Regions from separate parts of the Homo sapiens genome. Here region 2 is linked to region 1. The links are chromatin loops, found by intact Hi-C in ENCODE. Cell type or tissue: PC-9. All regions are shown on one strand. Links, peaks and the distances in the headings refer to the core of each region. The heading gives the core; the rest is flanking DNA. Region 1 has its middle 17 kb from the start of HENMT1. Region 2 has its middle 61 kb from the start of LINC02785.

Region 1 (4,396 bases), core at 256-4,255:
CTTATTTGTGGGAACTAGAAATTAAAATAATTGAACTCATGGAGATAAGAGAGTAGAAGGATAGTTACCAGAGGCTGGGAAGGGTAGTTAGGGGGTAGGGTGTGGGAGGTGGGCAAAAAAAATGAATGAATAAGATGTAGTATTTGCTAGCAAAAAAGGGTAACTATAATCAAAAATAATTTAATTGTACATTTTAAGAGTATAATTGGGCCAGGCGCAGTGGCTGAAGCCTGTAATCCCAGCACTTTGGGAGGCCAAGGCAGGCGCGTCACTAGAGGTCAGGAGTTTGAGACCAGCCTGACCAACATGGTGAAACCCCATCTCTACTAAAAATACAAAAATTAGTCGGGTGTGGTGGTGCACGCCTGTAATCCCAGCTACTCAGGAGGCTGAGGCAGGAGAATCGCTTGAACCCAGGAGACGAGGTTGCAGTGAGCCGAGCTCGCACCATTGTACTCCAGCCTGGGCGACAGAGCAAGACTCCATCTCAAAAAAAAAAAAAAAGTATAATTGGATTGTTTGTAACACAAAGGATAAATGCTTGAAGTAACAGATACTGTTACTTCACATTATTAATGATAAATGTTAAAACACATTTACCCTGATGTGATTATTACACATTACATGCCTATATCAAAATATCTCATATACCCCCTATATACACCTACTATGTACCCACAAACATTTTTTCACTATTACAGTTTAAGATCATCACTTAACAAATGGTATTTATGTCACCTATATCCTCGTACAGACTGTTCTATTCCCATAGACCAGAATGTCCTCAGAGAACAAAAACAATGCCAACAGTGTCCCTCTGCTGATATTCAAATTATAATAGCAATTTAATATTAATAAAGAACTATGGTTTAATGTCAGTTTGAACCCAGCATCTTCTCTGCAGATTGTCAGGGCCTCCCTGGACAGTGCAGATTTAAAAAGGTTATATGACTAAAGAGAAAGCACCCTGCTCTTGTCAGGACAGAGTAGGGTATGGACACTCTAGGGGAAAACCTCCACACTCCTCCCCAGTACAGAGGATCACCCAGAATAACTTTGTACCAGATCACAGCAGAACCTGGCAGGACTCTGATCTGCCCCCTCAGATGCTGCCCACATCTCCAACATGGAGTTCTCAGACCCAGCCTTCTTGTTTCGACTTGGCCCACCTTTCTTCAACACCTGGTGGCTTTCTTCCTCTTTCTCTGTCTGTCCTTCCCTTTCTCTTTCACCTGTTTTCACTTCGCTTCCTGTACCTATGCATCACTTATCTGGTAGCAGCACATAATGAAATCTTTCCTTCCATTTGTATGATAGGTAGGAAATCACTGGTGGAATTAATCCAGTCCACATTATACAAAGTTTAACAGAAAATTAAGAAACCTAGGCTGGGCGCAGTGGCTCACGCCTGTAATCCCAGAACTTTGGGAGGCCGAGGTGGGTGGATCATCTGAGGTCAGGAGTTTGTGGCCAGTCTGACCAACATGGTGAAACCCCGTCTCTACTAAAAATACAAAAAATTAGCTGGGCGTGGTGGCGGGTGCCTGTAATTCCAGCTACTTGGGAGGCTGAGGCAGGAGAATCACTTGAACCCGTGAGGTGGAAGTTGCAGTGAGCTGAGATCGTGCCATTGCACTCCAGCCTGGGCGACAGAGTAAGACTCTGTCTAAAAAAAAAAAAAAAAAGAAACCTAAACAGGCATAAATTTAGACAGTCCCTGGGTCAGTGATCTCTATTCCATGTGAACCTATTTAATAGGAAATGTCAGAAAATTTCCCAAATGAATGTTTAGACCTCATTCCCATGCATTTATAACCCAGCTAGGTTGAGGTATTACCTCAACCATTTCTTAAGAAATTGACTTCACCGCAGATCTTCAAACCATTTCAACACTGTTTTTCCTTAGTGTATGCATTGCAGAAAACCTCAAACCTCTGCAGAAAGTTGGCATGCTAAGCTTTTTTGGCATCTTGTTTTTTGAATCTTATATTGGGGAACCCTTAAAGCGAGTATGTGCAGCTACTTAAAATAGGAAAAGTGTGCCACCTTCTGGCCTTGAACGTCTGTTGATTCAGTTCAAATCTACCTGTCTCAAGTGATCCTATCTGCTCCTATTTCACATATATTTCATGAAATTTAGACCAAAGGAAAAACACATTTTTTATCTTGTAATTTTTAAAATTTGAAATAATTTCAACAGACTTTGAAGCATTGCACATTTTGCTTAAAGTAAAATTGTTTCCTTTGGTGTAGGATTAATGAAAAATTCTCTAAGTACAGTTCCATGAAGATTTCTACCCAAAAGCACTGCTTGGGCAGCATGGTAAAGAACATATGTACAGGGCCAGGTGGGAAACAGCAGTGAGAACACACAGAGCCTGTTCAGTGAAAGCAAAGGCTCTGATGGGTCAAGGGTGATGTGTGGGAGCAGGGAGTCATGTTGTTGGGTAAGACAATACAATCAGATCACAGTTTAATCTGACTAATTCTAGCTTGAGTCTAGCATGCAGGATGAAGTTGAGCATGTAGAAAGAAATGAGATTGTTGCAGCAGTGGAGGCAAAAGTGTGCAGGCAGAGTACACACAATTCAGCAGGAACATTAAGAACCCAACAGAGAAATAGAGGACATGAATTGTTAACTTTCAAGATAAAAGGTATTAACACATACTGCTGGCTTCAAAAGCTTGTATTTAACATTTACTATACACATTTCCAACTTCCAGCTCCTAGCAGCTTGTTTGCTAGACCTCAGCAATATTCCCAGCTGTCCCCTTTTTCTAGATATCACCAAGGATGTGCATCATATATGTGAAAGGAAAATATCTTGGACCCCTAAAATCACTAAGCGAAAGGAAAATTCAAACTGGAAACTACTCAGGGCAAACCTAGCTCCCATTCTATTCAAAGTCATCCCTCTGCTCACTGAGGTAGATGCATATCTGACTGCCTCCTTTGGAAAAGCTTATCAGAAACTCAAAAAAATGCAACCATTTGTCTCTCCTCTACCAGTGCCCTGGAAGCTCCCTCCTTGCTTTGAGTTGTCCCCGCCTTTCTGGATGGAACCAATGTACTTCTTACATATATTGATTAATGTCTCATGTCTCCCTAAAATGTATAAAACCAAGATGTGCCCCGACCACCCTGAGTACATGTTGTCAGGACCTCCTGAGACTGTGTCATGGGAGCGTGTCCTCAACCTTGGCAAAATAAACTTTCTAAATTAGCTGAGACCTGTCTCAAATGTTCGAGGTTCACAAATATAATGATAAGCCATGTTTGCTGTAGTTAGCACCTAGCATCCTTCATGAAGGCAGAAACCCACAGTTCTCAGTCTTCAAAAGACCACATTGCCACTGCTGACACTGCTCAGTCCCTGACTTCCTGTCAACTGCTCGACACACAGTCTCCACAGGACCAGGCATAACGAGATAAAGATTTAATGTTCTTGGCACCCAAACTCTAGTTGAAGAAATTGCCTTTATTTGGAGTTCTCCCTTGATAACCGCTGGCAGAACTGAGGGCTGAGAACACTTGAAGGGAGCTGAACTGCTGGGCGTGCCGTGGGGCAGCAGGTTGGCAGTCACAGGAAAGGAGGGGAGGGGGTGGGGCAAGCGAGGGCAGCTGGGGAAGGTGAGCTGGGAGCTGCTGCCAGATGAGAAGGAGGGTAAGGTGGGATGTGTTTGAGGAGCCTCGGAGCAGCATAGAAGGGGCTGAGATTCACATCTCAGTTGTATGGAACTGAACTTGAAGGCAGGCAGTGCTGTGATAACGTAAGCTTTTAGGAAATCATAGAAGTCTCAGAGTTTTGGAGTTACCCAGACTATGGAAATAGGAGTTGGAGGCAAATTATATTCAGATCTCAAGGGCCAGGGAGGTTTCAATACCTGGTAGTGCAGATTTCGTATCTAGTCTGGGAGGTGGGCAGTGGCAGTGAGAACCTTCTCTCAAAGAAGACTGCAGATTAAACTCTGTCTCCTGCTCAGCGCACTTGTTTTCACATTGTCTGTGGTGGCTTTGACTCAAGCAGAGTTGAATAGTTGTGATAGAGACTGGATCACCTGCAAAGATTTACTGTCTAGCCCCAAAAGCACGTCTGGCAACCCCTGACCTCAAGTATTAATGAGCCTTTCAGTGTGCAAAGAAAGGCCTGTATCCAGGTTGGGGGAAAGACAAACTTCTCAAGAAGAACGTAGGTACAGAAGCCGCAGAGAGAGCGGGAAGGCCATGGGGAAGAGCAGCTCCAGCCCCCATGGCAGTCATGAGCACTTAAAATGTTTCCACATGGGGGCTCCAGTGATTAGGCTCGAACAAAGTTAACTGATTAACTTTCAAGAAAGATCAGAGAAACGGCTGGTCTTGGCTAGAAACCTTGGCTCTACCACAGAAGAGCAATGA
Region 2 (4,396 bases), core at 189-4,188, 520 kb before region 1:
GGCCAGGCTGGCCTTGGACTCCTGACCTCAAGTGATCTGTCCGCCTCGGCCTAACAGCTTCTCTTAAACCTCTACCTAATTGGTCAGCAAATCCCGTCATCTCTCCCTCCTGGCCTCCTCCACTTGGGAGGGCACTGGGAAACACTGTCCTTGTATTTATAGTCCTTCAATCCCAACCATTACTAACATCATGTGTAGACAGTGGTCAGAATGAAGCCAGACTGCAGTGGTTCTCAACCTTGGCAGCAGTTGGAATCACCTGGGGGAATTTTAAAAATACTGGTGCCTGTGTCCCACCCCAGAGATTCTGCTTTAATTGGTCTGGGATATGACCTGAGAGTTTTAAAAGCTAACCCCAGCTCCCGCCCAGGTGGTTCTAATGTTCAGCCAAGTTTTCAAACAGCTGTGCTAGGGCTTAAAAAAGACCCAGTGAAAATCATTAGCGTTAATCAGTGCTTAAATGTCAAGTAGATTTTGGTATCACACACTAAAAAACTTTCCAAAATATTAAAGTAAACAATACAGACAGTCCCCAACTTAGTGACGGTTTGATTTACGATTTTCAGCTTCATGATTGGTTTATTGGGGTATTAAATGCGTTTTTGGCTTATGCTATTTTCGACTTACTATGGGTTTATCAGGATGTGACATGACCCCATCATAAGTCATGAAACATCTTGCAGTTAAAACTGGGAGATTATATAAGTACACCCTCGTCTCTTTGAATGAGCCTTATAATTTTAATCTTCACTTTGATAATTTTTTCTCATTTTAATAAAATATTTTAGTTTTCAATATTGATCATTTAGTGAGAAAATCCCAGCACTGCCTAAAATATTGGGCAGAATATCACTATCTCAGCTCCATTTTACATCCTCTGTGTTTTTCTTTTCTTTTTGTGGGGAGGGGATGGGGTCTCACTCTGTTGCCCAGGCTGCAGTGCAGTGATGCCCTCTCAGCTCACTGTAACCTCTACCTCCTGGGCTCAAGTGATCCTCCTGCCTCTGCCTCCCAGCCTGTAGCTTGGGACTACAGGCATGCACCACCACACCTGGTTAATTTTTGCTCCTTTTTTTGTAGAGATGAGGTCTTACTATGTTCCCAGGCTGGTCTCAAACTCCTAGGTTCAAGCAGTTCTCTGACCGTGGCCTTCTAAAGTGCTAGAGTCATAGGCATGAGCCACTGCGCCTGGCCCGCTGTGTTTTCTTTTCAAGCACAGTAATTTTTTCTGTGAATTTTGGGGAAACTGAGCTGAGAAGCTCACCTCTGTTTTTGGCAATGTTGAAGGAGTTTAACAGATTAATGAGGCCAGTTTTATCACCTTAATTTTCTTTTTAAATTTTCTAGCACTTTTCCTCCAGAGGCATTCATGGGGGGTCATCACGTCACAGTTTTTTCATGATACGTTAACAAGCAGGGGAGAAAGAGACAATTGGTAAGTAAAGAACGATATCTAAAAGCAACTCACAGAGTCGGGGGTGAAAGGACAGGGGAGAGGAGAGGCATCAAAGGGCCTGCAGCGAGGGGCGCCTCTTCTCAGTTCCTACCGCCGGGAGAGAGCTGGGAGAATAGACAGCTGGCTCATCATGAAGGGTCACCCACATCACCGCAGCAGAACCCAGCTTTTCCCTTCCACGTCCTGATTCCTACTTTTCTCAGCTCAAAATTTCTATTTCCACCTGTTTACTAGAATTGAAGGAAATTCCTGATTAACCTAAAAAACACAGTTTGGGTTGCCTGATTTTCCTATTAACTTCTTCCTCTGATGTGTATTGTTCCAGAGAGACAGCATGCAAACTGTGTTCATCTGAAACCCAAAGTTTATTTATTTTAAAACGTGTCAGCCAGTGTGTCACACAAATCAATAAAAATAACTCTTGTAAAAAAAGAAATCCCTAAAAGGGAATGGAGTCAGAAATTTTGTGGTGCGTTTTATTACTTGTTTATTTTTGCTCTCATTTTACCACTCTTGTATTTCAAGCTTGAATTATGATTATACTTCTGAAATAATTTTAAGCAAACAAAAATATTCATCACACTATGAAAACAAATATCCAAAAATATGCTCTATGGTCACAATTTTTGTATCTGAACATTTACCTACGACTCTGTATATGAACAGTGATACTTGTTTTTCAATCATTTCTTATTTGACTTGTAAAACAGAATTTTTCTATTTTTGGAAAATATCTTAAAAATTAAGAACAAGCCCTTCTCCTCAGTGCTACACATAAAGGACCTTATTTGTCACCTTCTGTCCTGGAATGACAGGACAGGTCGACCCTAATTTCACTCCTCTAAACAAGGTAATGATGGCTTGTGCAGGAAATCTAAATCTGGCCTCAGAGGCAGCCCAGTGATTTTCCAGGTCAAGGGAAAGGGAGAAAGCAAAGATCTGAAGCTCTGTCCTCCTCTCCTGGGTATCTGCCGTCCACAGAGCTGGGGGAAGTCTGCCATCTAGTGGAAAGTAGAGGGCACTGACAGTTACTTGCAATAGTGGTTTCCCAGGACCGCTTGAGCATCAAGCGTTTCTGATCCGGGGGCATAGCTTCCATCAGGGACAGGGTGGACTAGCAGAAGAATATTCAACAACAACAAGTAACATTCAAACCCAATACACAAATGTTTCTTTATATATATAAACTACACATAGTGCCCTATACAAAGTGCTTCTTCATAAAGTAGTGCCAGGTGAAGTGCTAAGTGTTTTAGTTAATAAATCTCATCTCATTTCTACAGTGATTATCAATGTATTCTGCATGATTTTTCCTATACAATGGCAAAAACACAGGGTGGGAAGTATACTTAATCCCTAACACAGTGATTACCATTATACTTTTAAAATTGCTGTACAGAGAATATTTTCCATCGGTTCAGATCCATACAATAATCGATTTCAGTTTATGCTTGTCTTTTGACAACAATTGACATATTCAGGTAACAACATTAAGGGGGCTGGGGGACAGACCAAGTTACTCAGATATATTTGTGCTCTCTCCTTTTGATTTCATTTGATTTCATTTGTTACACTGTTCCAATTTGCTTTAAGTGATTGTTTTTAATTATATTAAAGTAGCACATGCCATGCATATATTTAAAAGCATGGTCTCCTCTTCCGCCCCTTCCCACCTCTAGTCTTGGTCCCTAGAGGTAATGACCTGCAGTTCTGTTAGTTGCTTCTTTTCGTATTTTCCTCCATAATCTCTAAATAAAACGCTCTGCTTCTATTTCCTTGTCTGTCTGTGGTGGATTGACTGCCTTAGTTTGGGTTCTTTCAGAGGCAGATCCTGAAATGGATGATTCAAGGACAGGATGGGAAAGTAAGATGAGGAGAAGGCCATCAGTAAAGGGCAAATCATCACACCAGCTGCCACCATAGGCACCTGCACCAGACCCAGTGTAGAAATGGGAGCCAGTGCGAAACAGAGCTCACGACCACTGGTTTAGAGCTGCTCCTGTCACATGGGCAGCAAGTAAGCTCCAGCACCAAGAGCAACACCAAAGCAGATGCTGGCAATTGCACACAGAGCTGCCTTGTGCAGCCGTGGTCAGGGCCAGGTGTGTGGGCAGGGAACTGCCAGTGTCTGCTACAGCCATCTCACCTGTCGGGTACCCAGGTAAGCAAGAGCCTTGCACACCCCCACCTTCCTCATCCTTCCCTTTTCACCCCACCTCCTCTCTCCTACTGCTCAGCTTCTGATTACATTTGCTTCCTTGTTTACATTCTTCTATAGCTATATTTAGGCCTACAGTTTGATTTTGAAAGCACATTGATGATGTGACTTTGCAGTATTTTTCACTGCCGAGCTAGTGTTCACTATAATTACATTTCTTTTTTTTTTTTTTTGAGACAGGGTCTCGCTCTGTTGCCCAGGCTGGAGTGCAGTGGCACAATCACAGCTCACTGCAGCCTGACCTCCCAGGCTCAAGCAATCCTCCCACCTTAGCTGCTCTCCCCTCAATAGCTGGGACTACAAGCACAGGCCACCATGCCCAGCTAATTTTTATATTTTTCGTACAGATGGGGTTTTGCTACGTTACCAAGGCTGGTCTCAAACTCCTAGCCTCAAGCGATCTGCCCACTTCAGCTTCTCAAAGTGCTGGGATTATATAGGCATGAGCCGCCACACCCAGCCACATTTCGTTTATATTAGAGCTTTTTAATTTTTCCTGAAGTTATTAACTGCCTTTTAATTTTCTTGCACCTTTTGCCCTTGTTTCACATTAGTGTTTTTCCTTGACCTCTTCTGCCAATTAGGGATCAAGTGTTCCATGGAGACTCTTTCTTTTTTTATTATTATTATTTTTTTTTTTTTAATTTTTTTTAAGTGGAGTCTCACTCTGTCACCCAGGCTGGCATGCAGTGGCGCAATCTCAGCTCACTGCAACCTCCACC

The links. A loop is a pair of places that touch in the nucleus more often than their neighbours do. Peaks named below come from ENCODE experiments on the same cell type or tissue, not always from the same donor. Only the 100,000 strongest peaks of a DNase experiment are listed, where the experiment ranks them.
Region 2: a loop joins it to region 1, with 4 times the contacts of the local background. A loop is called at or near these places in 2 of 110 quality-filtered maps.

What each region holds. Positions count from the first base shown.
Region 1 is chr1:108,641,686-108,646,081 of GRCh38, forward strand. No RefSeq gene overlaps it. Among named protein-coding and RNA genes, the nearest start is that of HENMT1, 17 kb to the right of the region's middle. RefSeq lists a silencer at 853-1,053. In PC-9, for the core only: CTCF peaks have their summits at 2,005 (motif pointing left) and 2,207; a DNase peak (open chromatin) is centred at 2,046.
Region 2 is chr1:108,123,262-108,127,657 of GRCh38, forward strand. No RefSeq gene overlaps it. Among named protein-coding and RNA genes, the nearest start is that of LINC02785, 61 kb to the left of the region's middle. RefSeq lists a silencer at 2,469-2,608. In PC-9, for the core only: CTCF peaks have their summits at 2,454 (motif pointing left) and 2,656; a DNase peak (open chromatin) is centred at 2,430.